Linked DNA regions of Homo sapiens: region 1 is linked to region 2. Evidence: chromatin loops called from intact Hi-C (ENCODE). Cell type or tissue: PC-9. All regions are shown on one strand. Links, peaks and the distances in the headings refer to the core of each region. The heading gives the core; the rest is flanking DNA.

Region 1 (16,398 bases), core at 1,841-9,840, 600 kb before region 2:
TACGCACTCACCCACCACCTCTGAAAGAAACAGAAACTGCAGAGAAAGACAGCATCTTAGCTCATTTTGTTTTTAAATGAGGTTTTAGACGCTTGCCACTTCCTAAGGGAAATCCTAAAACAGAGCAAGTGATGCTCCCAGGTATCACTGTGAACTTTTTTCTTTCAAAGTGTGAATTTTTACACTGGCTTTTTCATTTTTTTAAAGTAATTGAAGCTTGTGGCTTTACAACTTAGTGTTTTTTGCTATCCAGATAACAAGTTTCATTGTTTAGAACCCAGTGACACTTAATAGGTAGATAAATTGTCCTTTAAAATATCCCAGATGATATACACAATATGGTACATTTGTGCTCTCTCTCTCTGTTTTTCTCTCTTTCTCTTTCTAGTTAGATCAAGATAACGATGACTTGTACCCTCCCTGATTCTGTTACAGTAGGGCCCGGGCAGATCTGTGTTTGTTAAACAGGCCTTGTTTGTGCATGCTTTGCTATGAATGAAGTTCCTTTAAGGACAAAGAAAAGCACACTTTTCTTCTTTTGAGCATATCTGCTTTTACTTTAAATCTGCTAATTTCTAAAATGTAGAGTCCTTCACCAATCCCAGAGACTCAATTTGGAAATGAACTGATTTCAAGCCGTTACTGTGAATAAAGCACCCCAGCATTTTGTATAAGCTCTTAATTAAACCTGTACAGCTTCTTTACCTGATTTAAGAAAGGGAGACAAGCAATAGGGGGGAATAAGCTTCTTCAAAATTCATTCCAAGCACAAAAGAAATTTTTTCCCTTTGCATATAAACTTGACATCAGTTGATTCTGTTGGGGTCGGGGTGGGTATGCAGGGATTGCCTTTTATTATCAAGTGATTTATTTCAAGAGCCTTTGAGGGGATTCAGGTGAAGGAACCCCCATCTGTGCTGGAGAGTTGGATACTCCTTTAAATAGCCCCCACCACAGTCATAACAATAATGATAATGCTGGATTATTTGTTAAGCCAAGGTTGTCTGCCTCATATCCATCATGCTGTTTGCAATATTCTTGCTTTCAATCAATTTATACTGAGTGTAACTTTAGGATTTCTGCTATTAAATGCATGCTCTCTATCCTGCTTCAGTTTCTGGCTTTGCTTTGTCTGTTTCAAAATATGTAGCTTCCTCTTTTGTACAACAAAAAACTCATTCTCACTTTTACTAAATATACTGTAGGAGTCATCATTGATGTTATTTTTCTCTTATGTATCTGTAAAGATTTTTGGCATATGAATGTAATATTAAAGTCAATGATGCTATAACTTGCGATGTTTGCATCATGTCAACCTTTTTGAAGGAGTGAAAAAGCCCTACTATGTTTTTAAATAGCAAGTGTAAGCTCAGTGCTAGAGTGGATATACACACCGCATGTTTTCATATGTGGCACTTTTATGTATCATGTTGGGTTATTGTTCTAGACTGGACTGTTAAATACTATGTTTGAGGCTGGGTTGTCATTTTTATAACTGTCTTGGTGTTTTATGGCCATTATTTATTACTTTTGATACACAGAATGAGCTGCATGCATTTATAGAGCAATAAGAGGATGTATTTAATGTGCCTTGTTTTTAACTGAATAAGAACTGGAAGCATGAATCAATAAAACTGATTAAAATGGTCTATTTGCTAGCATTTTGATGTTACTTGCAGTCAGATAACTTTGATTACTGTTGAAGTTTAAAAAAAGTTTGAAAATATTTTTACAAACTGTGTTTTTGATGACACAAAAGTGAAATATCTACAGAGATAGATGTAATTTTATAAGACTGCCAGAATTATTTGTATTAATTTGTTGCTGTAGCCTTTAGGGCATGACTTCTGTATTTGTGCAATCCTATTCTACAATTACATTCATCCTATTACAACTCAGTTGAATTCTTTTTTCCTTTTATTTCCTTATTTATTTATTTATTTTTTTAAATCTACCAGAGCCTTTCAGCCTAAGCGTTCCCAGGCACACTGATGAATTTTATCATAACTAAAATCAATAGAAATGAATGGGAAAGATTACATAATCCATTTTGATCATCTTACATGTCAAGTTAGTGCAGGGTTGCCAAGTGTTGATAAATGCTCTGACAGAAAAAAATGCTATATATTTTCATTGTCAGTAAATCAGTAAAGCTGTTATCAGTTTTAACACAAATTTTATAATGCCCATGTTATTTTATGGGGTTTAATTTACACACGTAGATGGAGTATATTCTCCATTTGTGGTTTAGATGTGCTGCCTCCTGGTTCTGCATGCCCAAAGGCATGTGTGAGCTTCTGAAGGTTCTTTGAAATCGTATAGAATACCCCAAAGCAAGGGCTCCCAGACAGACTTGGAACAATAAACTGTTTGTTCAGTGCCTGGAAAAAAATACATGGCAGCTTAAAACATTTTTTGTTGATCTAGCTTATCAAATCTGTTAGTGCTTTAAAATTTTTTAATATCTAATTTATCAAAATATTGCTCCCAATTGTATAAAATTTATGGTCATCAAAAAAATATGATACTAGCATCAATATTTTACTATCTTTATCAACACTGTACTGTCCCTGGTATCAGATTTCACCTGATGACATTTGACTTATGAAGGAAGGAAACAACAAAAGTTTTAAATTGATCTGGCACCCTCATAGTGAAACAAATTCTGTATAGGAGACAGAGATGATGAGCTTTTTGTGCATGTGTTTTGTATTTTAGGTCTCTAATTAGCTGCCTAACTTGTGAAATACAGGCACAGAACATGATGTATTGAGCCTTGACGATACCAGAGGTAGTCCTGTGGGTCCTGAGCTCTTTGCAAAAAGTAATAGATATCTTTATATTTTGTTAAATACCTGGTCCAGAATAATAAGACTCATGTGATCTAAGCAAAATACTACTTTAGCAGAATTATCAGGACCATCTTTGTTCTCCACATTTGGCATTTGAATTGCATTGCTCAGCATACCCTACCGTGGGTTCCCTGTTAATTGTATTCACATTGGAGTTGCTTCAATCTAGGGAGGTTAAGGTTTGTATGCTGTAGTCATAGGTAATATATCATCTTTCAGTAGAGGAGGTGGGAGGATTGAGTTTCATAGTACCTACCTTGATTATTAGTGCATGGCCCAGACTACAACTAGTTCCACCAGCTTCTGAGCCATTCATGCCCATGGTCTGTGCCTACAGCAGACATCCCTGCTCTCCTTTTCCAAGTACAGTGACTCCTGTAGAGCCTAGGATCAGTTTTTTCATTTGCTGCTGCTAGCTTTCCTTCATTGTACCAAGCAGTTGGGAGGTGTGAAATACATATATATGTATATGCTTTGGCCCTGGTGCCTATAAAATAATAGTTTTGGTTAAGGACAATCTTGAATTGGAGGCAAATCTTTCATAACCACAGAATTTCTTTATTTGTTTTAGTCTTATACTATAAAACTAGATCTAAATTTATTATTTAAATCCAATTTAGGCATATCTGATTTTGCTTTAAAAGCTATCTTATTGTTTGTCTAAGTGATCTAAACGTAATGACCTCAATCAACATATCACTATTCTTTAACCTGACCTTAATGCCCTCTTAAACAGAGGCTTCCCTCTCTGCTACCTCCTGCCTCCAAAGATTCAAAGTAAATAGTCACGTCTTCCCTTTTAATTTCTTGCTTAGATTTTTCTCACCTTTGCTTCAATATCATTTTTTGTTTTTCATCTCCATCATTAATTGATTTACAGTTCATTTTTCTGCATACAGAGTTTTTCCTATCCAAGTTGAGAAGCTGTAAATCTTAGATCCATTGAAATGACAGTGAGAAATATTTCATTTTATCCCATGAATCATTTGCCATCCTTATTGCAGACAAATGGCAAAATTATGGTGTACCATGTTTTCATAAATTACTCTGCCGCCCCCCCACCCCCATTCCCAGTTCATTTCATTATCTGTTTGGAAAGACTATAAGAGTCAGAACCCAGACACTTGCGGTAAACAATTCTGATTTTACAGCAGGCTAATCAAAATTTCATAACATTAAAATTAATTCCTCTGGTACTGTGAAGAATTTAATTCATGTACAAAATATATCATCTATTTTATAAGTCAAAAATAGCTTGATATTAAAGTACATTCTGTGATTTGCTAGTATAGCAAAGGGGAAGAGTGCCAAATTCTTTAAATAATGTATATAATTTTCATAGGATTTCATATGTCAAAGTAGTCATTTATGGCCTGAAAAGTATGTGCTTCGCACTATGTGTTTGAACACTATTAAAAAATCATGGCTTCTTCCAAAAAGGACAAATCTTAGGTTTTCATTTCACATGTGACCTAGAATGAAATAACTTATATGGGGACCACCCTGAACCCCCATTAGGAATACCCCCAAAAGTAAAAACCTGAAAATATTTCTAAAGCTAAATATTTTTAAAAAGCAATAAATGAAATCAGTTTTTATAATGTTATAATGTTACTAAAGAGATTTGGCTATTTTCCTTAATCTCTGTTTTATTGTCAGATCTTTTAAGAAACCATCATCTATTTTATTGTTGGATCTTTTAAGAAACTGTGGTCACTTATTTATACAGTTGAAAAAGTCAAGTTTATCCTGATAAATATAGTTGTCATAGTGAGCTGCTAAACTGTTTTCAAAATGGGCCATTTTTTAAATGGAGCTTATCCAGCTTGATCCATGCTTGAAGCAGCACTGAACCATTAAATAAAAACCTGGGACAAAATGCCTTTGAAAAGGGTTAATTAGCTTTAATATTGACTTATTCCATATAGGACGGTAATAGACTAGAACATTTATTTCTGTTTTGGATCATTAAAAACTGGCATTAGTTCTTCAACAATTTGTTTCTAATAAATAAAAATTGGACCAATTAGAGTAGTTTTAGTATAAGCCACAGTTCATGATACACTTCTTATGAACACAAACACGTGATCACTATTTCCCAATTCATCGTAATTCCATCAGAAACATTGTCTGCAAAATACAAGATCATTAAGCTCCAGAAAGGAGCATTTCTATTTTAACCCTAAAAACAGGTGGAGTGTGGAAGGAGTTAATGTATGGCCTGAAAACTCCCTAAAGCTAAATTGGCATATGCTGTCCTTGGTGTCATTTTTCTCTAACAGTAGGATGCGTTCCCATCTTCTTCATTACTTAGTTTTCTCCATTCATTGGCTTTACACTTGTAAAATATTAGTACATCGAAAAAGTTTACCTCAGGAAAAGTGCTTGTCAATCTGCGGGGGAAACGTCCCTTGCTGTGCTTAGTTTTTGTTCTTATGCTGCCCTCTAATGGATACCAAATTATTTCATTAAACCCAGAACAAAAGTAAATTTTCAGCTTCTCAGGGCTCCTGCATCATCCCATTACTGTTGGAAATTGTTATCTGACCATTTTCCCCTTTGCATACATGTTGGTGTAGCACAGCTCGTACTAATTGTGCGGAGTCACCCTGGCCAAAGTTGCATTCCTGTTCTGGGAAGTAGAGGGACAGCGATGCCAATTTGTGCACTGTCGAACTTTCCTTTTTTCTCTGCCAGCAATTGGAAAGAATTGATGTTCTGGGGGACTTAAAAATGAGGAATAAAAACAGTGTAAGTGCTGTATTAAGACGATATGCTGTATGTTTTATCAGCCACTGGCACCTAGTTCAAAAGACAAAAAAATTAGCAGCAGTGGTTTGGGAATAGGCCTGTGCATGAGGTGGATATCAAATCCATACATGAAGAATATCAGCACTTTTCACATGCTGCTTTCTGACACCCATTGCTAGAGCTGAAAACTATCTCTATTGTCCAGTTTGATTGCTTGAATCAAACTGATTTACAGCAAATCCATCTGAGCTTTGATAAATCTATTACAGTTTCATTTCACTGATTTCATTAACGTGAATAAAACCAGCCATGCTTTCTGCATAACTGCCTTTTAATGGCTTGGCCCTGTCACCTGCCTGAATATTAATCCCCCTGACTTATTGCTCCACAGAGGGAATGAGTAATGGGTATTTGAATGTGATCAGCACAGTACAATGCAATTAAGGAAGCAGTACTGTTCTGTGCCTTTAATCCTGAACTAATTTGAATTGCAGTTTGATAGCACAGTGAATCCTGCATAATTATGTAGGGTGCATATTAAACTCTGTGACAAACTGGAGAAGCTTTTAACCATCACAGCTATGGTAGACAAGTGAAGGCTAGAGTCAGAGAACCCACTATTGGACTGAGAGTACAATTAATAGAAAACCTTCAGCAGGGAAAGCTTGGGAGAGCAACACATCTTGGAACAAAAATACGAAGTGTTGATTTGTTTCAAATAGATTTTAAATTGCAAGCATTTGGACTTTAAGAGTTTCCTTTGATTCACAAGGTAGCAAGGGAAAAACTGTTTCTAAACAAAACTTTGTATTGTCTTGGTGCTTTCAGCAGTTAGAAAAACAGTAGCTGTAATACTTCACAGCACCTTAACTTCCTAGCTATCCAGTTATTTGATACTCTGCAGTTCTGCAAATGGTGCATTGATGATAGAATATTTACTGTTTATATACAGATCCTTTTTAGTCTATATGAATCCTAGGAATAAGAAAGCAAATATTCTATATACTTTGGATCTTTTGTGAATATATTGGTAATTGATTTGCATGATTGCTTAATTTTTTCTTCTTTTTAATCCAAAATATGTCAACTCCTGACTGTTGCAGAAAATGAAGGGTCAAAAATAAAGACAGTCTCCTCTCTATCCTGTGGTCTTTCTTGCTACTGTTAGTTTGACACACCTGAGTAGAAATAAGAAAATGAGATGTATTAACTTTTGTCCTGGGTTGGTCCTGCAGTGGGAAATAATCACAGAAGGTCAGAAATGAATAATTTGCTGCTATTAGGGCATTTAAGGTAAACAATCAATATCATACTTTTAATGCACATTATTATCCAAGTAAAAATGATATTTTGATTCTATTTAACTATTTTTATATAGCATTCTAATGTCACTTTACCACAGTAGCCACAGCGTGATACTTAAGTGCTTTGTGGATGGCATAGAAGATAATAAATAAGCAGATTGCTTTTACTTAAATAGTAGGAGGCAGGACAATTACATTCAGGGAAAACATGTACTGGAAAAATCCTGTAACTGTTTTTACTATAATCCATTCACTACTTATTTAAACTTTGGAATTTATTTTTGTCACCTACTTATTTATTAGTGATACAAGTGATGGTATATGAACGTACTGAAGCTTTAAGAGATTTGGATACATGGAGACATTGTATGTTAGAAGAAAATACCTAGCACTATATATCTCCCTACCACCGAAAAAGGGAGGGGGGATTTTTTTGCAATACAGTTGGGAATGCTGCTTTAATCCCGTAAACTGTTATTCAAAATACACTAAATGTGAAATGCATCAACCAAAATGGAGTTGGGGGAGGGAATGACTTCCCTAAGGGTGTACAATAATATTAGCAAGATTACAGACCTTTAATTTTTTCAATCTAATTGAATCCAATAGAATTACTGTAGGTTCTTTAGAGTCACCATATCCTGCTGGGCGACTCTAATCTAAATATTGCTAGTTAACCTTGTTTTTCAAAAATACATTGGAAAAAGCTAAATGGAACCTCTTTCCATAATCAGTTTACATTATGTTACACACTAACTGTTGATTACATTTTCCAGAGATGCATTATTTCCCTTACACTACCTGAAATGATTTTTCAACAATAACACTAAACTTTGGCTTAAATAAAATAATTTTGTTTTTAAAGAAAAGCATTTAAGTCATAAGTAAAAATAGATAAGAGTTTAGAGAAACTGGAAAAAAAAATAGACTAGAATTAAAGGTAAAACACCTTCTGGTGGACTGTTTTTTATAAATCAAAGCAAGTAATTGAATATATGGCACTCTGGAAAAAAATGAAATATTTGAAAGGCTGTGCAAAACATAGCATATGTTTTATTATTGAAACTCCTGTAAACCAATAAAAACAATACACATTATATTCGACGTCATGCTTTTAAGAGATTAGCATTCGATTTGCAAAATCTCAATAGGTTCCTTTTGCACATGAAAATATTTTTCTAATTTTGTGTTTCTTTTACTAAAACTTCTGAGATGCTCACTTTATTTCACCCATTTATGTTAGAAATATAATAATAGCATTAAGAGGCTGTTATTGCTGTTGGGCATATCAAAAATGTCATAGCAATCTTTGTTCACTGATCTGTTCAGAGCTTTTTAAAAGATGTTAATTATGGCTTCTCTTTTCTAGCATGACAAGTACTTTTTATTAATGTAAGCACTATAAAAATAATAAAGCCCCTACTTTATCCTTACCTTCGTCTTCCCCCACCCCCATTATTATTGTTGTTGTTGTTTTTTAATCGTAAAACAATTCTAGGCAGCAAGAGTAGTATGTTGCTTGAGCTAAGGCTGGGCTGTTAGCTAAATTAAGCCATTGTGACTCAAAATCCTCCTTTAATAAGGTTCATGCTGTCTACAACTTCATCATTTTCGCTGAATGATAATTACTTTATTCAATCATGTTCAAGGTTTTAGTGAAAGCTAGCATTGATTGATTAACTTCAATTACCATGCTTACATTTGCATAGATAAAAACTGCTTTTCAATTTGTGAGTGGCACGCCAGTGGAAACCCTGCGCTGATATTTGCATTTCAATGTGAACAGTGAAGAATAAAGGTGGAAGAGAGGTCTGATCAGTGCTAAGCCCTTTCTGCTTCAGTGCTTAAGCATTTTTCCATAAACACTCTTGTTATGATGTTAGTTTGTTCAGACCACTCTGAGGTAACTGATGGAGGCTCCTGTTTACAAGCTTTCGTGGCAACTGAACAGTATGGATTAGGGGGAAAGGACTCACACAGTAGCTTGCAGGCTGGCCACCAAGTTAAAGAAGAATGAAATCTCTTCCTGTAGCCTGTCACAGCAACTCCCAAATGCCAGCAGTGCTTCGAAGAACAACCTCTCTGCAACTGATTGGCCCAAACCCGGTCTGACCTTACAAGAGCTAGTGCTTTCTTCCTTGAGCAGTCTGCTGGTCTAGGACCAAGTGTTGAGATTTCATCAGTCGGACTTTCTGTTCAAACCCAAGGAAGGGTCCAAAGTAAAGTGAATAAGTCCTTTTCATTCATACCATGTAGGCCCCATAACAAATATTTACTTATGCTATATTCAGCGGTCATTATCACTACATAGTTTGAGTAACCTGATTTTTGGCATGTGGGTAAGACAAGGCTTGTCCTGTTTTCTTTACCCCTTGGTGGTTCAGAAATGCAGAGATTTGGTCCTTTTCTGCATATCAGTGATTTATCAGGGCCATATTATTCTTTAACTAACCCTGGGAAGTTCAATCTTTATAAAATCACAAAAGCACCTAACCAGAGAGATAGTTCTCAAATCAATGCAAGCCTCTTATTTTCTTCTTCAAGATAGGCAACTAAGTGGAACATCTTGTCAATATAAAACTCAATAACTTGGGGGGAGTTAATATTTTGAATCTAAACAGGTTTGACACGTAGTGGCATTCAGTAAGTCTTTTTGGCTTGCGATAGCTTTGAAAATGAAAACTCCTACCACCCCCAGGATGTTTCTAGTTGAGCACCAGAGAGATTTCCACCGCCCACCACCGCCCCCCACCAAAAAAAAAGTCTTTCAGTTGTTAGGACAAGTAAGTAATGCCATTAAAAATATGTCATCAGATCCAACGTGACTTTACACGGACATCCAGGCTTCCATTAAGTAAACTTGAAGATGCATAGGAAATTACCTATACCTTTTAAAAATCCATATACTAATGCATGTATTGTTTCTATGATAAATATTAAAATCATTTGAAGGGCAAATTGCATGTGATTTTACATAAGTTTTTTTCTTTATCAAATCAAAAATCCTCTAGGGGCTTCACATAATTTTTAAATGTTTAAAGATAGAATGAAATGTCATCTTTTTCTGAAATCTTACATATGTTCTGATCTGTAGCTCTATAATTATTCTTTAATTAAATTAGGATATCCATTATAATGCTGCACCAGTCTCCTACCCCCAAGTTTGAAGTACTGAGAAATGCTGCTGTGTGCTGTATACTTAAAGATTGGTCCTGTCCATTTGATAGGTCCCTGGTCCCACCCCAAAGTTTAGTACTACACAGATTGGCAGCTGTGCCTCCCCGAGTACAGAACCCAGAAGCATTGTCATTAGTGTTGAATACCTTATAATATCCAGAGGAAGCCAGGTTCCTGGGATGGTAACTTTTGCCAAATGTGTGAATATTGCCCATTAGCCCTGGTAATATGCAACAGATGAATGAATAAGCCAATGTTGAAAGGATGAGTCTAATTGGTGATTTCTTTATATATATATCAATTAATAAAGTTTTAAAATAAAAATTTCTTAAGAAAGAAGTTCCTTAGAATGTAAAGGAAACCAAAACCAAGCAGAGATCAACAAAGCAATGTTTTGATTGACACTTGTGACAAGTAAGGGGTTTTGTGTTTCAACAGAAGTTGCTTTGTCCCATTTCCTGGAAAATGAGGGTAAAGATGGTGACATAGGAATAAAACTAGTAGACTTTACTAAGGAAAAAGAAGTTATGTAAAGAAGACAAACTGGAGAAAAATCTAAGATGTTTAAATATAATGGTAAAGAGTCTCCATCAGTTTAGACAGTTTGGCTCGAAGTATTATCCACCGAAATGTATAGAACTTTCTTTGTAGTCAGTTTTATAACTGGCATGTGAAAGAATGCTATTTTGAAAAGTTAATTTTAGTTGGGTTGGATAATTAAGTGCAGAAAAATGAAGCAGCCTTGGAAGTCAGTGAATTATGTTGTCAAATCAGCACATAACACATACAGGCATAATAGAAGGAAAAAAATACTGTAAGAATTTAAATGGGTAAAATGAATCAATAATAACAATTTTTAAAAAGTGTAAAACTCCATGTTAGTACATGAGAGTAAGCAAACTACAGATATGCTTGTCAAATGTCTGTGAGCTAAACAAATATCAATTTTGTGTTGTAAAAATGGATTTGAGGAAACAGTGCTTAAAACAATGAGTAAATACTATAGGATCGACTATATTATTTTCATTCTGAAGACAATATTTAGAAAGTTGCCCTGTGAGGAACTAACTCTGCCATTTTCTTTAAATTGGTGATCCTTTAGCATTTAAAATTTGAAAAGCATATAATTCTAAATTAAGTGTACCTCAACATTCTCAAAAGGGAGACCTCTTTCTGTCGGATTCGGCTTTGTGATCTCCTTCACATCTTCATCCCCAGTCCATTCTCAGTGCCTGTGAGACTCAAAATCTTATCCCACAAAACACGGTGTGGCATGAAGCCAGCCAGGTAGTCTCATGGGTGACTCCATGACACACTCCATAACTATCTGAAATTGTTCAGTGTTGAGCTTCAGAGGCATGAGTTCCAAGGTGTTTGTCTGAATTTTGATAGCTCTTTCTAGAAATTTGAGATAGAGATTCACTACTACAACCTTTCTCATTGTGTTTTTGCCTTCAATTACTCAGGTACATATTTTCTTCCTTCTTCATCAGTTATTTCTCCCCTGCTTTTATTTTCTTCCATTAGTACCCATTTCTCTTCAGAAAATTATTCCCTTTATCTGGCTAATCTTAGGTAGGAATGAGCTATGCTAGTACAGAGCAATTTTCTTTCCATAGTGCCACAAGTTTAAAAAAAAAAAAAGTCCATCAAAGCCAGATATTTCCAGTCCTCTTCCAAACACTTTACATTTTACATGATTATTTAAAGATAGAGATACTGCATTTAGAGACAAGTATTTTAAAGATCCTAGAGAAACTTCTTGGAATTGAAACAAATTAAAGCTTTAAATAATATCTGGGTGATACTTTGACAACGGATGTAATACCTGTAAACTGTAAATATATGGTGAATTAAATGTAATATATATTACACCTGTAAATATATGAGTGAATTAAGGAGTCATTGTAGATTAAAATCATCCCAGAAATGCCTGAATTCAAAGTCTGGTTATGTGGAAATGGAATAAACATTCTTTACATCTACATTTACTGACAACTAACAAAAGAAGCAAAGAACAGAGAAGTGAAAAACACTTTAGATGAAGCTTCAGAAAGGCATGTTGAAATTGTTCTGATTCTCTCTGGTCACCCAAATAAAAATGTGATCACTTAAAGTGAATTAAGTACAAATACAAATAGTCATCTGTTTCAGTCAGGACTTCGGGGAAACAGTTCGTTGCTGCCTCTGCCTCTCATCCCTCAACCTCCTGCCTTGATTTTTTTTCCTTACTGAAATGTTCATTATTTTGCCAATTTATTTCTACTTTTTATTTTAAATTTTTGGCAAATTATAATCCTATATAATTATGGGGTACACTGTGATGTTATACAGTGTGGGATGATTGACTCAAGCTAATTAACTATCCATCACCTTAAATACTTATCATTTATTCCTTCTGTCTAACTGCAACTCTATACCCTTTGACCAACATCTCCATGTTCTCCCTACCCACCAGCCCATGGAAACCACCATTCTACTCTGTTTCTATCAGTTCGACTGTTATAGATTCTACATGTGAGCTTTCAGATGAATTAAGGTCAGATGGATATCTAAAGCAATTGCTCAGAGATAGAGAAATAGGGTCAAAACTGACAAGATAGTGGAGTCTTACTTCCATTAAATTTATGAACATGAAAGTATTAAATGGAAAAACTTGGGGCTAGGAAGTCTGATTTCTGTTTCTTATCTTGTATCTCTCTCTTGTGCCCTCCACTCCAGCAGCTTCACTCTCCATAAAATTATGAGGATGCTGAAAAGTTAAAATTGGAGTTATCTGATTGTTCTTTGATAACTCTGTTTTGTCATCTAGTAGAAAAATCCCTGGTTTCCTCATCTGTAGCATAGAAAGGTCATTTTCTGGGTTTATTACCTGCTTCTCAGGTCATTGTTACAATTATCAGATATTTTAAAGCAATTTTTCTGTGGTATTTTACTAATTTTGCCATAGAGAAAACATACTCTTTTGTTCATTTACCCAGCATTAAAATAATTATTTTCCTTTTATCCTTGGAAAAATATAAGCTTTTAAGAAAGAAATCCAAAAGCCACAGGATAGTCAAATGAAGGAATTTTCATGGCAGTGCCAGAAAAAAAATCCTCCTTCTGTCCATATACCAGATCATTTTTTAAAAATGACATTCAAATGACAATCACATGGCACCGTCTTTGCTGGAGTTGCTATGCACGATGGTGCTAAACTCTGTATTATAATATATGGTGCAGATGGCACCTACAGTGCATTTATGTAGAGATTTTGTCCACCCCTCCAAAAAGATATATTTACTTACAATGACTCAAAACAGATGGATAGACAAATCTGTCTTCGATATTTAATACTAATATATTAATGTGCAAATGACTTATAACAATAGGTTTGTTTTCTAGAGCCTAATGCAATGGTTGCCATAAGAACACAAATTATGTGTACATTTTAATGCATCTATGCTTCATAATTATGCATGGTTGTGTGCTGTTATAATTGACATAAAATATAAAACAGGTCAAAGAGCAGCTATTAAAACTATTTTTCATTTTGCTTCTTGACAGCCGGCAACATTGGTGCCTGGTACATTTAATAGGGCCATACATGGAATGCGCAGATAGTTATAGAATTGCAACCACATTAAAGGGCTCCAGAATTTGTGACCTAATTATTTCAAACATTGTTTTAAAGCTGATAATTTTATGTAGAAGGCTCCTATTTTGAAACCAAATAGGTGCAGTACTTTAAAATAAAGAAAGAATGAGGAAGGGTATCTCGTGTGTGTGTGTGTGTGTGTGTGTGTGTGTGAGAGAGAGAGAGAGAGAGCGAGAGAGAGAGAGAAGAGTGGAATTTTATTTGGAAATAATATATGTCCTTAAATATTATGTTTTCCTGCTTAGGTAAAATGGAGAGGTAGCCTCCACCAATCTTATGTATTGACAACTAAATTTTGCTTTGTATAACTCTCAGTCTAATTTTTGTTTTTTGTTTTCCAGAACACTTAAGAATCATCTGACTAAATTCTCATTTCCTACAGAGTTCTATGGGAATCTTGTTTTCTAATTACTTAATACACTTGATCCCCCCGTGTGGGAGCTGAGCATTAATATCCTCACCCTAGCAGGGAGGAGAGAAGTCCAGGGAAGCAAAGTGACTTGCTCAAGGGCACTCAGCAAGCCCTTGCTAAGGCAGGGATTGGAATTCTGAACACCTGCATCTTGGGCATGACCTCAGGCCCTTGCTCCTGCCACCTCAAATGTTTGTAATTCTTCAGCAGGCTCCAAATATCTTCATTTACTTGTCATAAAGCTGCAGGGAACTCAGGGTGAAAGAAATGGAAACATGTACAAAATCAACCAATAGCAATGCAAACTTGACTTATAACAAGTTTCCGTTGCTGTACTTTTCAAATGCATAGATTTTTGGAACTGTAAAACAAAAACATAAAATTTACACCCAAAGAATAAGGCTTTCTTACTGTTATTATGATGCGTCAACATAGCTCATGTAATATTTCTTTGTTTCAGAATTTTCATTTTAGCATAGAAAGATAAATCTTTTTTAACAGTTGGGGCAGGATAGTTTTCCTCAGTTCTAGGAATCAACATCACATACACTTTTGTGTATTTTAAAGATGTTTCCTTTCTATTATTTTCAATAATTACAAAGTTACATAATGAAGTTAAAGGAAATTAAGAGAAAGTAAAATGAAACAATGGCTGGGGGCTGCTTTAATGTACTTCTTTGTATGGTGAGTTTTTGTCTCCTAGGAGCGCAGGGCCAAGGTGTATGCAGGCAAAAACCAGATACCAATGGATGGAATTAAAAATTGGGGGAAGAGCATCTTTAAATAAAATGGTAGAAATTTCTTATTCAATTGTTGCAGCTCAGTAAGGTCCTACTGTGGATTTGAATGCAATGGGTCTTATTGTGCATTTAAAGGAGAAAAGTTCAGAGTGATCAGCAGCGCCAATAACTGTCGCAAGAGCAACAACTGTTATATGCGGCTTCATGTATGTCAGAGGCTGGTCTAAGTGTTTGCATAGATTAATTCATTTAATATTCATAACAACTCCACCATTGGGTACTGTTACTATCCCTTTTTAAAGGTGAAGAAACGGAGGTAAAAAGGGATTGAAGGACTCTCTCAAGGTCACAAATGTGGTAAGTGGAAGAGTTGAGTTTGTGTGGAGCCTGGAGTTTGAATGGCCTTCTTTGTTCTTCCTATTGTAGAGAGATAAGAATAAGGAATAGTGGCCCGCAGCCTGTCTGATCCTAAGTGTGAAAATTCTAGTTTTAAGTATTCTTCACTAACTTAGTAAGTATACCACCCACCACAAGTCACATCAGTTTACCTAAGAAAAGCCCCATAGCGAAAACGATAGGCATTAGCAAGGCATCAGGTGAAAATGAAAAAGGAGACAGACTATTGTGACCTTACAAATTAAAAAATTTAAGCCTCTTCCAAAAGAACATACTTGATTTTACCAGAAATATGATGGCTGTGACCTAATATTGTCCTTCTGTTAGGAATCCCTAGAGCCATTATTTTGAATTCTATATAATTTCTCTTAGATACCTTTTTGACTGTGAAGGGAAAAGAAATCAAGAAACAAGGCATGGTTTTTGTTTCATTTGGTTGTTTGGTTCTTTCCCCCTTTTAACGTGTTGCTGTAAGATGAAGAATTTTAGTCTCAGAGCTCTACATTTATTTTGATATTATTGTTGCATTCCTATCCCTGTTGTGTTTATCTTTAATATGTGATAGTGAAATTTATGCCTTATTTCTGGATGGGGTGTCTGAATCTTGACATGGTATCATAAGCAGTCCTGGAAATGGTGCTGCTGCTTAGAGATGTCTTACGTCGGAATGCTACACAGTTTTGCAAGTTGGACTTGCTGTTTTCACACTGGGGTACAATTTTCCATAAAATATTCACACCAATTATAATGCAAAATGCCAAAAGTTATAAATATTATCTACATCAACTAAAGAGTGAAGGGTACAACTAAAGAATGAAATAGACTGAATTATCAAAATCAATCTATTTCAGCATAAGGTCTCAGATCCTAAGATACATATAACATAAACCTTATTGTATCATGAGCCAAGGAAATCATCACAATGTTTTTCAAACATTGGCAATCCAACAAAGGAAGCTACTTTCTCCTCCCATCCCTTTTTACCCCTACCTAATTAGTCAGTTGCCAAATTAAACCAACTCTGTCTATAAATATTTTTCTCACTTGTCCCATCATATTCATCCAGGGTTAATTTGGGATTGCATCATTTCCACCTGATGGAAATCTGCTGTCTCCTAAACTTTTT
Region 2 (16,398 bases), core at 2,665-10,664:
GGAGAAAGTCCATAGTTTTCAACAAATTCTCAAGAGAATCAACTATATTTGTAAAATAAGATAGTAAAAACCAAAGAACTGTTTTTTAGGAACATGAATTAACAAGATAAAGAGCCTTCTGCAATGATATTTAGAAGGCAATGTATACCTGCTCAAGATATAGGCAATATTAAAAAAGAGACTATCAGTCAACATTAACTTACCAGACTGATTAAAATTCTGTGCCAATTAAGAAATCTGAAAACTCCAACTAAAAAACAAATATGTATTCTCATTATTAACTATCTATTTTTTAATGAAAGATTATCCAAAAGAGAACAGTTAAGGGCATATGAGAGTTATATAGAAGGCTACAACTAGTGACTTTACCAGTGACCTTACCATACTATTAAAAAATCACTATATACATGCACAAGAATGAAAGTGTATTCTTTCATTGTAGAAATTACAAATACTACTGTATCAAGGTACCACCAAGGTGACTGTTTCAGAACACAGGCCGGGGGACCTATTTTCTGTTCCTGCTTTGGTCTTTGTCTCTCTCCATGCACCTTGAAAAGATGTGTTAGTCTTTATATCTCCTTTTTTTCCCCATAAAGTCACAGAACCACTTGTTTATTATTTACTTTTTAGTGTATTCAGAGAAAATTTTAAATATCAGGCCAGTTTTTCATAACTACTCAAGATATTCTGTTCACTACCATGCAAATACCCCTTCAGGAGATGCAAATTACTTTTATTATTATATTAAGAACTGCAAAGTGAAGCCAAAGAATAATTCAGTGAGTTACATAATATGTGTTCTAAAGATGGATATAAAATAATTTTAAATTATATTTTTGTTGTAATAACAATTCCGTTCATGTTCTCTGCTAGAATATGACAGCATTTGGCAAAGGTGATGCACGAACCCCAGGGTGTTGTACAAGACAGTCAATTAGGTTTGGAAGGAAAATAATTAGCCTTGTACTTATATTTACATTGGCTTTATGATATCATACTCCTTGTTTCCCATCCTTTGTGTATGTGATGCAAAGTAAATAAATTATAGTATTTTATAATATATTGGATACTAGTTTGCTGTAGTCTACATAAGCATACTAGTTTTGATACACTTTATTGTTACTACTACTACTGTCTTATTACTAAATTGTTAATATACTATATAATTATAAAAGAAATATGTAGTGTAGTCCTGTATGCATATAATCTAGTAAACAAATATTCACAGTTTGTAGGGCAAACGCATGCCAAAAAGATTTACTGGCTATGGAGTTTATTATTAAAATCAGTTTGGAGACCACTGGTGCTGTAGTGTGACGCTTAAGGATTCAATCAACAACACACAAGTAAAAATATAAATGTAGAAAAGCACATTGAGTAAGGATAACGGTGTTGCCTTCACTATTGACACCTATGAAATGGAATTTTAATAGGGCATGTTGGAGGGTGGTCAACAGAGACAATTTTGCTAATTAATATGGATGGAGGATGTTACTTTAAGAAGGGTATGGAACACCTGAAAGTGTCTAGTTGAGAAAGAAGAAATAGCAATCGTGTGTGCATGCCTCCCAAGCGCCTTGTTGGCCTGTCTCTCTCAAGAAGTGTATGATTAAGACATACAAGTTTCCAGTCATCAGTGTAAACAGGATTTTGATTTGGTTTGGGAAAGCAAGCATAAAGAAATTATACGTATCAAAAAGAGTAGATAGGTCACAGTGTCTGTAGTTCTTATGGAAGAGGGAAGCACAAAAAGCCCACATTAGCACATCAGTGAGAACTCCATTTGCCATACACCTACTATGAAAACCGAGAACTGAAAGGCCTTGTACCTTGCCTCCTTTTCAGGTCTGTTCAGAAAATAAACCAGAACCATACTTAAAAAAAAAAAATGATGAAACTACAAATAACATATTAAATTATTCTTGAGTTGAAATAGAATGAAAGTTTCAGCTTCTGCCTTAGTGGATGGGAAATGAGGTTAGTTCAGACAAATCATAGTTGCAGAAAGTAATCTTCTTGTAGGCATCTAAGATAATTAGGAAACAACCCAACAACTGTTTTTAGAGTCTTCCTAGTCTTGGGAGAGCATAGCAGAGGAAGAAAGCATCTGCAAAAGGCTTGGCGTTCCCTGGAAGACAGGCACTGCTTGAGTCCTAGTACTACATGACCATATTTGTTTTAACTTAGTAATGTTCAAAAATTACGATATTCCAAAGATGGGAGGATAATAATGCCCATGAACTATCTGGAATAAAACTATAGATCAATTTTCAGAAAATATCCAATGTGGGATTTAAGGGTTCTTTCACTTTCTTCAAATTCCTGGGATTTTTAAAACTATATTGTTGCTAAGTGAGTCAGTTCACACACTCCTCATGACCTCCCCACCCCTACATTCCCGCGGATGCTTTGTGGAACTGCTGATGCACACTGATGCCCCAGTAGAGGTTTCCTGCTAGCCTTCGTGTTTTTCCTCTCTCCTTCAGCTGTCATTCCTTCTCAGTTTATCATCATCGATAAAGCCTAGAGGTAGCTTGTCTGCCATAAATACTTATCTGATACAGAAGGGAAAAAGCCTTTTGGAACATGACTAGGTGGCCTGTCTTGTCCTATATTTGCCTGGGGAAATGTGAGAATTTGTAATCCCTATTGCTAGGGATTTCTGGTCATTTTGAAGTACCATTAAAATGATTATCAAAGATTTAAATTCAGCAATGAAACACATGATTCTCTTAATGACAAGGTCAACTTAATTGGGTGTCTGTCCTAAGTGAAATATTGCTCATAACTGGCATCCCCCGATGTAGTTTAACATAAAATTATAAGTTGGAATTATTTTTTTAAAAAAAGCAGTGTATAGAAACTGAATAGTATAATTTCAGATCTGAGATTTCTAGCAGAGATTACAAGAAAACATAACTAATCAACAATCTTTATCAATTAAACATATTTTAATTAGTCCTGTGCTAGTAGGCAAGTCTAATCTGTCTCAGTCCCATCTTTTAAGAAAGACTTGTCTAAAATGTTAACCTGATTTCTCATTTATTTTCATTATTAGTCAGGTGTTATGACCTTCCACTTCATTTGCTTGATCCCTATGTCCTTGCCTCGGAAGAATCACAGATAAATTGTCTTGTGATTATATTTACTGATTAAAAATATTAATATGTTACCAATTTCTCAGTCTAATGTACTTAACACTAATTTTCAGATTTGTAATACATTTCCACCTAGTCCTAATTATGTTTTCAATATTCACTGAGATAGGAATATTTAAAACTGTCTAATGTAGACATTTTCACCTACTCTTTTTCCAAAAATTGTAAATACATGGCACAGCAGAAGTCCTCCCTCCTTGACCTCAGGGAAACTGAATTAAACAACACTTGGCACCAGGCTTTCAACCTGTATAATCATTATGGTAGGCCCTGTGCCAATCCTGTTTATGCACAACCCTCAGCATGCAGTATTAAGGAACAACAAGGATGGCAAGCATCCCATTGAAGAATTAATTAGCAGACCGCCTGGACTCATCAGAATGGTAAATAATTATCCTCTGACAAACTTAGTCAGATGTTAGAAGAAATTGCCATTGGAATTGATGTCAATGGCCACAATTCATTATTTAAAAGCTACCAGTGGCTACATTTTGCATAGAACTTGAAAGACGCCCCAGTCAGGTGATGAGCCATCAGTATCGCATTTTCCTGCCTGTGGGAATATCCAGCTGTCCTCCCCGCATCCCACACTCAGACCCAGTCTTCCAGGTCAGCTTTTTCTTTCCTTCACACTGAATCCTCATACCATACTCAGATGTGCCCAAGTAATGGATTGATTAAACATATTACCCTGCCTTGTTCAGCATGATTTTAATCCTGTCTGTGGCATCAAAACACAAGGACAGCTTCTTATCATTTATCCCAATTCTTGGCAAGAGGAGAGATTTCTTAGGTGTTTGTTGTCCTCTTCCTTTGACACTATTACCTTTGGTCAGGTTAAAAATACTTGTGAACTAAATGACTGATAATTGGTTAATCTACCTAAGTTAGCAATGGGTAAGAAGCATTACCTGGAAATGCATTCTCCTCCACGTTTTAAAATGGACAAGGAAGGTAATTCAATACCTTCCTACATAGTACGCATCCTTCAGTTATGCCAACTACGAAATGGGTCACTTTAAGTAATTTGAGGAAGAAAGAACACAGTTAAGTAGAATCATGATGCAGACTTTCATTTTACGAAAAGCATTAAAAATTCAACTAGGTCAGATGCTTTCTAGCTCAGAGTCCCACTGGAGTCTCATAAAGCTTAAATATGTAGGTTTAGGTGGTACAGTCCTCAGAATCACTCTCTCACCCTCATAGCAAAATGCCTCTTACGATTATGAGGAGGAGTGCAGTACACTTTCCCATAAAAATATATCATGATATCCATCAAACGTATTGTACAGCATGATAGATATTCCCTTCTAAATTTTGACAGGACAATGAGCATGGCAGACTTGGCAAAGTCGCATGAATTGTTTTTACCTCAGAAATGTGTGCCAAGTAGTCCCGAGCAAGTAGGCATGAAGGCATCCCTCTCATTGCCATGTAGCCCTAAGGAGTTTATGCACTGCAGGCATTGCTAACCAAGATAGATGCAGATCACATCAAAGTTTCCTTTCGTAACTCCACTGTAAATCACCCCATTGTCATAAATGCTTCAGTCCTAGTCCCAGATTACGTAGGAGGGCTGTAACTGTTAAATTCTTATCTTTGAGAGTAATGACACTCAAGATGGCGGCAATCATACCAAGGTAACTTAATCCTTAGGTCAGGCATTATGGCTGTGTGTTCTCCTCTTCCATTTTTAGATTATCAAGGATTCCATGGTACTACACAGAAACCACATGAGTAGATACAATTTTAATATACAGTGTAGTAAAACCTGACTCAACTTTCCACCCTTGGGAACAGAATAATCAGTTCCTTAGTAGAGGCGGTCTTTAACAAAAGGTCAAATAAAATTGTTCTGGAGACCTTGGGAAGCTTTAAGTAGTTGCTTTCGACAGGGAGCTACTTATAGAAGGTGAGTCCGTTGTGAAGGTGTCACCTTGCCTCCATGGAAATCAGATAACCCCATATCCACCCCCTCTGCCTTCTGCTTCACTTCCCTCCAACCCACATCCCCATTCATACACAAAGGCAAAAAGTTATAAATGTTGTGAAAACTTTAGTTTCAGAATATACAATAATGATTCTACTTGAATGAAAAAAAAGACTATGCTTCATATAGACAGCATTCATTCTTATGCACTGTCACTGAGAGACTCAGCAAAAGGCTGGTCAGTTGCAACAAGAAACTTCTATGTGGTCTGAGGTTGAAATTTCAAGTTAGATGAAAGCACAGATGTTATTTGTGGGTAAAAACTCTGAATTGTTTCATAACGGTAGCTAGTTTCCTGAAAGCTTTTTGAAAAATGTTGGGATACAGTATCTCCAAAAACCCTACAAGGCAGGTAAATAATGATTTTTTTTCAAATATAATTTGCTCCTAGCTTACATTTTGAAAGGCAAGATATAGTGAAACTGTAAGATTTTTGATCCTCAGGAAATGCTTTTAAGTCAATACAGTCTGAAAACAAGTTAGGGAATTAAAAAAATAAATAAATAAGCTCTCCACTAGTTTTAATGACAGAGGCTTTGGCAAAAAGAAAGAAAAAAAAAAGCCAGCACAGAAAGGCCCCTATTGATGGAACAACAGTTGGATGATCAAGAGATGGTATACAAAGAATGCCTTCTTTGGCTAAGAGGTTGAATGAAAGATACATACAGACTCTTCAACTCCCAAAACTTAAGATTCCATGAAATCTCAATATGGCACAAGCCAAGCAGTCTTTTTAGAATAAAGAGCAAAAGAATAAAACAATGGCATACATGCAAAAGGAAATAAGTAATCTTAGAAATGAAGCACAGCTTTTCTATTTTTAGAGGACTCTTTACCTTCTCCTCACATTTGGACCCAACTGCCTTAAGAGAATTTGCTGTGACTAGCATTTCACAAGCTCCAGTTTTGGTGCCATAATAAATATGATAATATGTCAGAGACTATACAGTGATATACAGATGTTTGTTACTTGGAGGAATTTTCCTCAGTTATGGATAGAAATAACACTGACAGCCACAACCCAGCCTAAAAACATATCAAATTGTCTCTTAGATTAAAAAATTTCTCTTCATTGTCACCTTCATATTAACATTTCTACTCAAGAGTGTAGTGGGAGTGTTTTTTGGAAATGGTAAGCTCTTTGAACTCTAATGATTCTTCTAAAATTAAAGTCTTTTGTCAACCATTTTAGACATTACTTTCTCAATGGATATACAGAGTGCAAAAGCACCATCTTGTGGCATAAACGAGAAAGTACTTTGGCGCAAGCCCTTCTGAGGCACATTTTTTCACACATACTTTTTATGAAATGTTTGTCAAGATTAATTCTAAGCACTTGGTATATTTCTCTAAAACAGATGGCCAAATGACTTAAGACAATTTAGCATTGAATATATTTTTAATACATTTGTATACAGATCTGATTCCAAACAAAAATCCCAGTACATAATAACTATATGAGATTCCTTAATCAAATTTGAAATAAAAATAGAATTTAGTTTTAATAAATGGAAAATTTAGTCTTTGTGTTTTATTAGTGAAACATTGCCTGTTGATCATTTTAAATTGAAATGTCAGTTATTTGCCCAGTAAGAAGTAGCAATTTTTCTCACAGAATTAATACAGATAAAGTTTTTAAGAAATTACTATTTGTATATGAGGTAAGAATTATTTAAGTATCAACAGATAGGCTTACAGAATTTTTAAAAAAAGAAATATGTTATATATAACCATAGGATTTTTTTCTCTGTTTGACAGTACTGAATATCATCTGTCTTCTTAAATATCACAATTTCATTACTATCTTATTATTGCTCCCACTTTAGCGATGGGATAACTAAAGTACAAAAAGGCCAAGTAACTTGCCCAAGTTCACCGAGCTAGGAAAAAGAAGAGCAGAATTTGAAGAAAAACTCCAGGTCCTCCTCTATTTTTCTAGTGGTTTCCAAACCCCAGTCCACAGGCATAGCTGGACTGACTGCACTGGGATTGCAAGGAATGCATTTCAAATGCCAGGGGATTCTGATTTAGTAGATAGGTTATGACATCCAATAATCGGTATTTTTTAAAAAACTTCCTGTGATTCTAGTAAAGAAAACTAGCCTATGTAAGCTAAAGAAAATGGGCACGATAATTACAGACATATAAAACTGAACATCAGTAAATTATCTTCATTTTACCTTTCAGCCTTAGATTATCTCAATTTACAACCTCACTTCAAAATCTACTACAAAACACACCTACTCTGAAAACTTTTCCTTATAAATCAAACTCTACTCTTTAATTATTTCTTCACTACACACACACATACTTAAAAGTCACATTAACAATAACCATTCATGTAGCAGAAATTGTGTTGGATGCCCTAGGTGTTTTATCATGTTGAAACAGTAACAAATACACAGTACCCTTTATATAGCCAACTGAGTTCACAGAATGCTTTCATTGAATTTCGTCCATGACTTGTATCTATAGCCAACCCATAGTCACAACTGAGAAGCAAGTATAATTTTAACACAAATGGAAGTTGATGTTTTATTAAGGTTAATGAGTAAAATGAAAGTGAAAAAAAGAAGACACATGGTGGGCTTCATTCATTAATCAATGAATGAGTGATTATTTTGCTGAATCACATCATTATTTTCAAATAGTAGAAAAATATTTTCTCAATTTTTGTATTATTTCACAGTGTAAATTACGAACACAATACACCTTTAGATTTCATCTGCAATATTAATGTTTATCATCACATTCTTATATATAAAAATCAACAACAGTATAAATTAAGCCCAATTTATACTGTTTGCCAATTGGTATGCAGTGTATTATTATTATTTTCAACCTTTAGATATCATTGATGTAAATAATCTCAAAAGCATAGGTTGTAGTAGAATCTAGCAAAACACTTAGAAAATGAGTTTTGAGCATATGTTTCCTTTGGTTTTAACATAATTTACTTACTCAAAAGTTTATACAATTTAATTTTTAGTAATGATAATTTTTAATAATTGGATTCCCAAATTCCTTAAAATTTAAAAATTTGCTGTTGTGGCCGGGCGCGGTGACTCACGCCTGTAATCCCAGCACTTTGTGAGGCCAAGGCGGGCGGATCACGAGGTCAGGAGATCGAGACCATTCTGGCTAACACGGTGAAACCCCCTCTCTACTAAAAAAAAAAATACAAAAAATTAGCCGGGCGCGGTGGCGGGCGCCTGTAGTCCCAGCTACTCGGGAGGCTGAGGCAGGAGAATGGTGTGAACCCGGGAGGCGGAGCTTGCAGTGAGCCAAGATAGCGCCACTGCAGTCCGGCCTGGGCAAAAGAGCGAGACTCCGTCTCAAAAAACAAACAAACAAACAAACAAATTTGCTATTGTAAGCCAGTGGGAGTAGGCTCCAACATACCTCTGATCATTCATATGTTACAGGTAAGGAAACTGAATAATCCAAGTAGTTGATTTTCCTTAAGTCTTATAGAAAATAAAAAGCAGATCATGATTCAAATCCAGTTCTCTTCAATTCCAGTTGATACTCGTGCCCAGTTGCTATACTACCTGCCTCCCCAGTTCGCTTCTGCTATATTAATGTGTTCTTACTTACATCTTGAGTTAAAATATTTGTGAACATATTTATGTGTGAAGTTTCATTCTTCTTGGTAACCTGAATTTTGGGTCCTGTTTCCTCTAAAATCCCTCATAATATCTGACTTATTTTTAAGCATAAGTAAATTCTCAAAATTTTGTTACATGACAAAAGGAAATTAAAAAGTTAAAGGACTTATCTTGCCACTGGAGGCTTAGTGTGGACAACAGAGAGTTAAAAACTCCTAGAGAACCAAGAATCATAGAAGGCTCATACACTTTTGTAAATTTTACCTCCAGGAGCCCTACCAGGTCCTCACAGTAAATATTTAAGAAAAGTCCCCTGACGCTTCCAACAGGGAAAGGAGAAAACAAACCATTTTGAAATAAACGAGAATATTCTGTTCTTAACAAGGCCTGCCATCAGAAGAAACTATTCTACCAGAGTCTAACTACAGGGGGTTTATTGGCGCCTAACCTACCTGGAGGAAGGGAAATAGCCAACTCCAAGCAACTCTAGCCATTCTGTTACACCAAAGGGGCCGGGGTGGGAGGGGTGGGGCTGGATGCAAGAGGACGGTCTAAGAAGCACTGGTGAAGTTTACAGTTCAGGGGCATAGGCTTACCAGACGTCAGAGACCTAACTATAGGACTACAGAATGCTTCTCTCTGCCTACACTTTACAGTACGTTACTAAAAACCTATTTATCAATTTGTATTATTTAGTACGTCAAATCCACCTTAAAAGAAAATTTAACAAGAAATACTAAAAGGTTAAAAACACAATTTGAAGAGACTGAATAAGCATCAGAATCAGTCAGATATAGCAGGAATGTTGAAATTAGCAAACTAGGAATTTAAAAATATACATATATATGATTAATATGCTACAGGTTTTAAGGCAAAAAGTAGACAACATGCAAAAACAGATAATGTAAACAGAGATATGAGAATTCTAAGAAATAATTAAAAAGAAGTGCTAGAGATAAAAAAATTGTAATAGAAATAAAGAATGCTTTTGATAGGCTCATTAATAGACTGCGCACAGCTGAGGAAAGAATCTCTGAGCTTAAGGATATGGCAATAGAAACTTTTAAAACTGAAAAGCAAAGAAAAAAAGACTGAACGAAAAAAATGAACACAATATCCACAAACTGTGGGACAACTATGAAAGGTGTAACATATGCATAATGGGAATACAAGAAGGAGAAGAAAGAGAGAAAGAAACAGAAGCAATATTTGAAGTAATAATGACTGAGAATTCCCACCAAAGTAATGGCACACATCAAATCATAGATCTGGGAAACTCACAGAACACTAAGAAAGACAAATGCAAAAACAAAAACAAAAATAAAACAAAATGACACCTATGCATATTATATTCAAACCTTGGAAAATTAAAGATAAAGAAAAAAAACACACCTAAGCACATTTAAAAGAATATAAGTCATATTATGTCTGCTCTCAAACCACAATGGAATTAAACTAAAAATCAATATCAGAAAGATAACTAGAAAATTCTAAAATAATCAGAGATTAAACAACACGCTTCTAAACAACACATGGATCAAAGAAGAAACCCCAATGGAAATTTTAAACATTTAGGAATAAATGTAAATGAAAATACATTTTCTTGGCTGAGCGCAGTGGATCATGCCTATAATCCCAGTGCTTTGGAAGGCCAACATGGGAGGATTGCTTAAGGCCAGGAGTTTGAGACCAGACTAGGCAACATAGCAAGACACCATCTCCACAAAAAAAAAAGAAAAAAGAAATAACTAGCCAAGGATGATGGTGTGTGCCTGTAGTCTCAGCTACTAAGGAGGCTGAGACAGGAGTATCACTTGAACTTGGGAGATCGAGGATGCAGTAAGCTATGATCATACCACTGCACTTCAGCCTGGGTGACAGAGGGGGACTGTCTATAAACAGAAAGGAAGAACAGAGGAAGGAAGGAGGGAAAGAATGTAGGGAGCAGGAAAGGAAAGAAATACAATTTATCAAAACTTGTAGGAAGCAGAGAAATCAGTGCTTAGAGGGAAATTTATGCATTGAATACATACATTATAAAAGAATAAAAATCTAAAATCAATCACATAAGCTTTAAAGAGAATAGAAAATTAAATCAAAATTCAGCAAAAGAAACAAATAAAAATAAATCAAAATTGAAACTAGGAAATCAATTGAGAAAATCAACAAAACCTAAAGCAGTTTCTCTGAAAAGGTTAATAAAATTGATGAGCCTCTAGCTAGGCTAACTAAGAAAAAACTCTCAAATTACTAATATCAGAATGAAAGAGGGCGCATCACTACAAATCTTAAGGACATTAAAAGGATAATAAATGAATGTTACAGACAACTATATGTACACAAAGTTGATAACCTAGATGAAATGGACCAATTCCTTGAAATACACAATTTACCATAACACACAAAATAAAAACTAGACTCTCTGAATAGGTCTATTTCTATTCAAGAAATTAAATCAATAATAAATAATCTTCCAAAACAGAAAACACCAGGCCCAGATGAGTTCACTGGTAAATTCTATTAAATATTTAAGGAAGTAAATATATCCATTCTCTACAATCTCCTCTAGAAGACAGAAACAGGGGGGAATACTTCCTACTTCATTCTATGAGTCTAGTATTACCTAATACCAAGTCAAGACAAAGACATTCCAAGAAAAGAAAACTGCACACAAATATCTCTCATGAATATAGGTGCAAAAATCCTCAAAAAATATTAGCAATTGGATTTAACAATGTATAAAAAGAATTACACATCACAAGTAAGTAGGAATTTGCTATACAAGGCTGGTTCAACATTTAAATCAAGTAATATAATCAATTACATCAATAGGCTAAATAAGAAAAATCACATGACCATATCAATAGATGCACAGAAAGCATTTAATAAAATCCAATACCCACTCAAGATAAAATCTCTCAGCAAACTAGAAATAGAAGGGAACTTTCTCAACTTGATAAAGAACATTTATAAAAATAAAAAAAAACTACAGATAACACCATACTTAGTAGCGAGAAACTCAAAGCTTTTCTTCTAAAATCAGGAAACAGGGAAAGTTATCTCTCCTCATTGCAGTTTTCCAACATCATATTGGAGGTTCTTGCTAATGCAATAGAATAAAAAAGTAATAAGAGATATAGAGATTTTAAGAAAAAAAAACTGTTTTTGATCTATGTTGAACATCTGAAATGATTGAAAAAAGTCTCTGGAACTAATATGCAATTAAAGCAAAGCTGTGGGATACAAGTTTAATATATAAAAGTCAATTATTTTTCTACATATCAGCAATAAAAAATGGAATTTGAAATTAAAAACATATTACCATTTATATAAGCACTCAAAAAATAAAATACTGAGGTATAAATCTAACAAAATAGTATAAAATTTATATGAGGAAAACGATAAAACTCTAATGAAAGAAATAAATGTGGAGGCATTCCATGTTCATAGGTAGGAAAACTCAATATTGTGAAGTGGTCAATTCTTCCCAACTTGATCTATAGATTCAACATAATTCCAATCAAATCCCTAGCAAGTGATTTTACGGATACTGACAAACTGATTATAAACTTTATATGCAGAGGTAAAAGACCCAGAATAGCCAACTCAGTATTAAAGGAAAAGAATAAAATTGGAAGACTGACACCACTTGACTTCAAGATTTACTATAAAGCTACAGTAATCAAGACGGTGTGGCATTGGTGAAATTAATTCAAATATGGATCATCATAGGCCTAAATGTAAAATGCAAAACTATCAAACTCTAGAAGATAACATAGGAGAAAACCTAGATGACTTTGGCTATGGCAATGACTTTTTAGACACACCACCAAAGGCACAATTTATGAAAGAAATAATGGATAAACTAGATTTCATAAAAATTAAATACTTCTGCTTTGTGAAAGACAATGTCAAGAGAATGAGAAGCCAAGTCACAGACCGAGAGAAACTATTTACAAAAGACACATCTGACAAAGGGCTGTTATTCAAAATATACAAACTCTTAAAATTCAACAAGGAAAGAGACAATCCAATTAACAAATGGACAAAAGACCTGAACAGACACTTTACCAAAGGAGATATACAAACGGCAAATAAGCATATGAAATGTTGTCCATCATCACATGTTGTCTTAGTCCATTTTGTGATGCTATAACAATACCTCAAGGTGGGCAATTTATAAACAACAGAAATGGATTTTCTCATAGTTCTAAAGGCTGGAAGTCCAAGATGAAGGCACTAGCATTTGGTGTATGGTGAAGGCCTCTTGCTGGATCTTCACATGGCAGAGGTAGAAGGTCAAGATAGCAACCTACCCAAATGCCCTGTGAAGTCTGTCTTATAAGGGCCTTAATCCCCTTAATCCCATTAGAAAGGAAAAAACCCTCACAGCCTAATCATCTCTTAAAGGTCACATTTCTTAATATTATCACATTGGCAACACCTGAATTTTGAAGGGGACACAATCAAACCATAGCACACATGATTAGAAAATTGCACATTAAAACAATATACAAATATACAACTATTAGAATGACCAAAAAACAAAATACTGACACAAACAAATACTGGCATGGATGTGAAGTAACAGGAGTTCTCATTCATTGCTGATGGGAATGCAAAATGGTACAACCACTTTGGAAGACTGTTTGGAAGTTTCTTCAAATCTAAACATACTCTTTCCATACGATCCAACAATTATACTCCTTGGTATTTACCCAAGTGAACTGAAATGTATTTCTACCCAAAAGTCTGCACATGGATATTTATAGCAGCTTGATTCATAATTGCCAAAATGTGGAAGCATCCAAGATATCCTTCAGTCAGTGAATGGGTAAATAAACTGTGATACATATAGACAATAGGATATTATTTATTACTAAAAATTGAGTTATGAAGCCATGAAAAGACATTGAGGAAATTTAAGTGCATATTACTAAGTGAAAAAAGCCAATCTTAAAAGGTTACATAGTATATGACTACAACTATATGACTTTCTGGAAAGAGCAAGATTATGGAGACAGTTAATGATCAGTGATTTCCAGGGTTTTGGAGGAAGGAAGGCATAAATAGATAGGACACAGAGGATTTTTAGGACAGTAAAACTATTCTGTATCATACTAAAATGGTAGATACATGTCATTATACAGTTGTTCAAAACCATAGAATGTACCACTCCAAGAGTGAACCATAATTTAAACTGTGGACTTTGGGTGATACTGATGTGTCAATGTAGGTTCATTGATTGTAACAAATGTACCCCTCTGGTGTGGGATGGTGATAGTGGGGGAGACTGTGTGTGTGTGGTGATAGGGGTATAAGGAAACTGTACTTTTCACTTAATTTTGCTCTGAACCTAAAACTGCTCTAAAAATAAAGTTTACTGATTTTTTTAAAAGATACATTAAAAAAAGAAATGAGAAAAATCCCTCTCTTCATCAACAATTTGGTTATCCTGAGACAGAATTCACACAACAAAGTCAAGATAAACAAGATAAACATGTTTTCTTTCCTGTTACTCACAAATTCTCAGAATAATGAGATATTCTCTTGTGTCCTTCAAAGGTTAACTGATCTTCTTTAAATATTAATATAAAGATGGGGTAATAATATATAATAGAAAAAATCCATGCCCTTTCTCTGTAAACCAGACACATAAAAAATTTTAAAACTCATTATTTTGTATTGTTATATTTTTGGAATAGTTTGTCATGTGTATTCAAAGCACTTGATGGAAGGATACAGCAGGAATTGAACATTGCCATAACACCTATATTCAAAATGCTAGTGGCACTAGTTGTTCAGGTAACCTTGAGATTGTATCTTAACCTCTCTTAATTTTACTTTCTCTATCTGTTAAATAGGCCTAATAATACTTTTTTATGAATAGTAGACATCATAGATCTCAAACATTTGGTGGTTGGCCAAAAAATATATATTACCAAAGAAGACTTTCATTCATGATACACAACCATGGGACAATCTACTTCATTTTCCCTGCCTCTGGGACTATAATTTTCGAAACAGCCAAAAGAGGGAAATGTCTATCAAATGTTTACAGTTAGTCAAGAATGTTTAAATAACTTTTCTTAGGTAACTACAAGTTAAGTAGCTCTTAATTAGTAGGAAGCACTCTATTTTTATAGGCCAAATCTCAGACACTTTTGTTTTAAAGACAAGTAAATAATCAGAGACTATAGATAAGTGTTTTTCAGCCTTGGCATTACTGGCATTTGGGGGTCAATACTTCTTTTTTATGGGGGGCTGTCCTGTACATTATATGATGTTTAGCAGCATCTCTGGCCTCTCTATAGACTAGATGTTGATAGCAAATCCCCTAACCACACAGTTGTGACAACCAAAATTGTCCTCCAGACATTGCCAAATGTCCCTGGGATGGAGAGAGTGGGCAAAATCACTTCCAGCTATAGAGGAATGGTGACCTTCAAAAGTAAAGGGTAAAAGCACCTCAACCTTCATTTTTAAGAATAATTGTCCTCAATACTACTTTTTCTGACAGGATTTTTTGACCAGAACTGACTTTGTGGCCCTTCTTTGAAATGTTTCCTGGTTTTCAATTATCTGGAAGTGTAAGTGACAAAAAACTAGGTTTAAGTTATTTTGAACCATTATATTCACATCTAGTTTTGCCTTCTTCTACTATTGGTGATTTGTTACAGTGATAATGATACTACGTAGAATAAATATGTTCTAATTTGATTATTTCACTAAACATTGAATATAATCATTAAAATTAGATTGTGGTGCAAAGATATTTCAAATAATCATTTTATTTATTTATTTATTTTTTGAGATGGAGTCTCACTCTGTTGCCCAGGCTGGAGTGCAGTGGCGTCAAATAATCATTTTAAATAGCAAAGTATAAAGCGTTCATGTTGTATTTTGACAAATTTTCAAGGAATAGTTTGAGGATCACGAAATTGATCAGTTCCCCTTAAGTTCTCCATCAATTCTGCATAAATGTGCACAGAGTTCTCAAAGAACCTTTGAGGGGCCCTAAGAATAAACACTTCTTTTGATCTAGCCTCTCCTCCAAGACCTCATGAAGGTCACTGTCTACTGTCACCCTGTGTGCCAAAGCGACAAGCTTGGTCTAAATCAAAACTTGTTTTGATTAAACTTGCAGCAAGCTGTTCACCAGAATTTCTAACAAATAAGTCCTTCTGTTCACTTGCTAGAGTCGTGATCAACGGGAGCCAAAATAAAAATGCTGTCAGTCCATGAGATTCTTTAGTCAGTGAAGAAGAGAAAGATTGGGTCACTGCTCTGGCAATGTGCTTACCAATAGCTTAAAGTGCGCATATGACAGAAAAAAAATTTTTTTTTCTCTAAAAGCCAACTTCTCATATCATGTTTTAGTATGTGGTTATACATTTTAATGTCCATGTCAAATATATATAAATATATATATATATATATATGCTGTTATTCAAGACTTTATCATAACAAATTACCGTGCTCTCCCAGAAATGACTATAAGTAAAAAGGAAGAAAAAGTTTAGTACTAAATTCTAGTATAATTTTCTAAAGACTGGAGATAAGATCGGAGAGGGGAGGAAGAAGATGTCAGGTTATTTCTCCTGTCTCTCTCTCACTCATGGAGAATATCCACCAGAGG

The links. Peaks named below come from ENCODE experiments on the same cell type or tissue, not always from the same donor. Only the 100,000 strongest peaks of a DNase experiment are listed, where the experiment ranks them.
Region 1: it touches region 2 in a loop (8-fold over the local background); 20 of 110 quality-filtered maps call a loop at or near these places.

The regions. Positions count from the first base shown.
Region 1 is chr2:156,584,506-156,600,903 of GRCh38, forward strand. GPD2 (glycerol-3-phosphate dehydrogenase 2) reads left to right here. Exons shown (of 17, transcript NM_000408.5): 17 at 1-1,898. Among named protein-coding and RNA genes, the nearest start is that of LINC01958, 74 kb to the right of the region's middle. In PC-9, for the core only: a CTCF peak has its summit at 5,300 (motif pointing left); no DNase peak of the experiment used is centred there.
Region 2 is chr2:157,187,902-157,204,299 of GRCh38, forward strand. No RefSeq gene overlaps it. Among named protein-coding and RNA genes, the nearest start is that of GALNT5, 62 kb to the right of the region's middle. In PC-9, for the core only: CTCF peaks have their summits at 6,365 (motif pointing left) and 6,567; no DNase peak of the experiment used is centred there.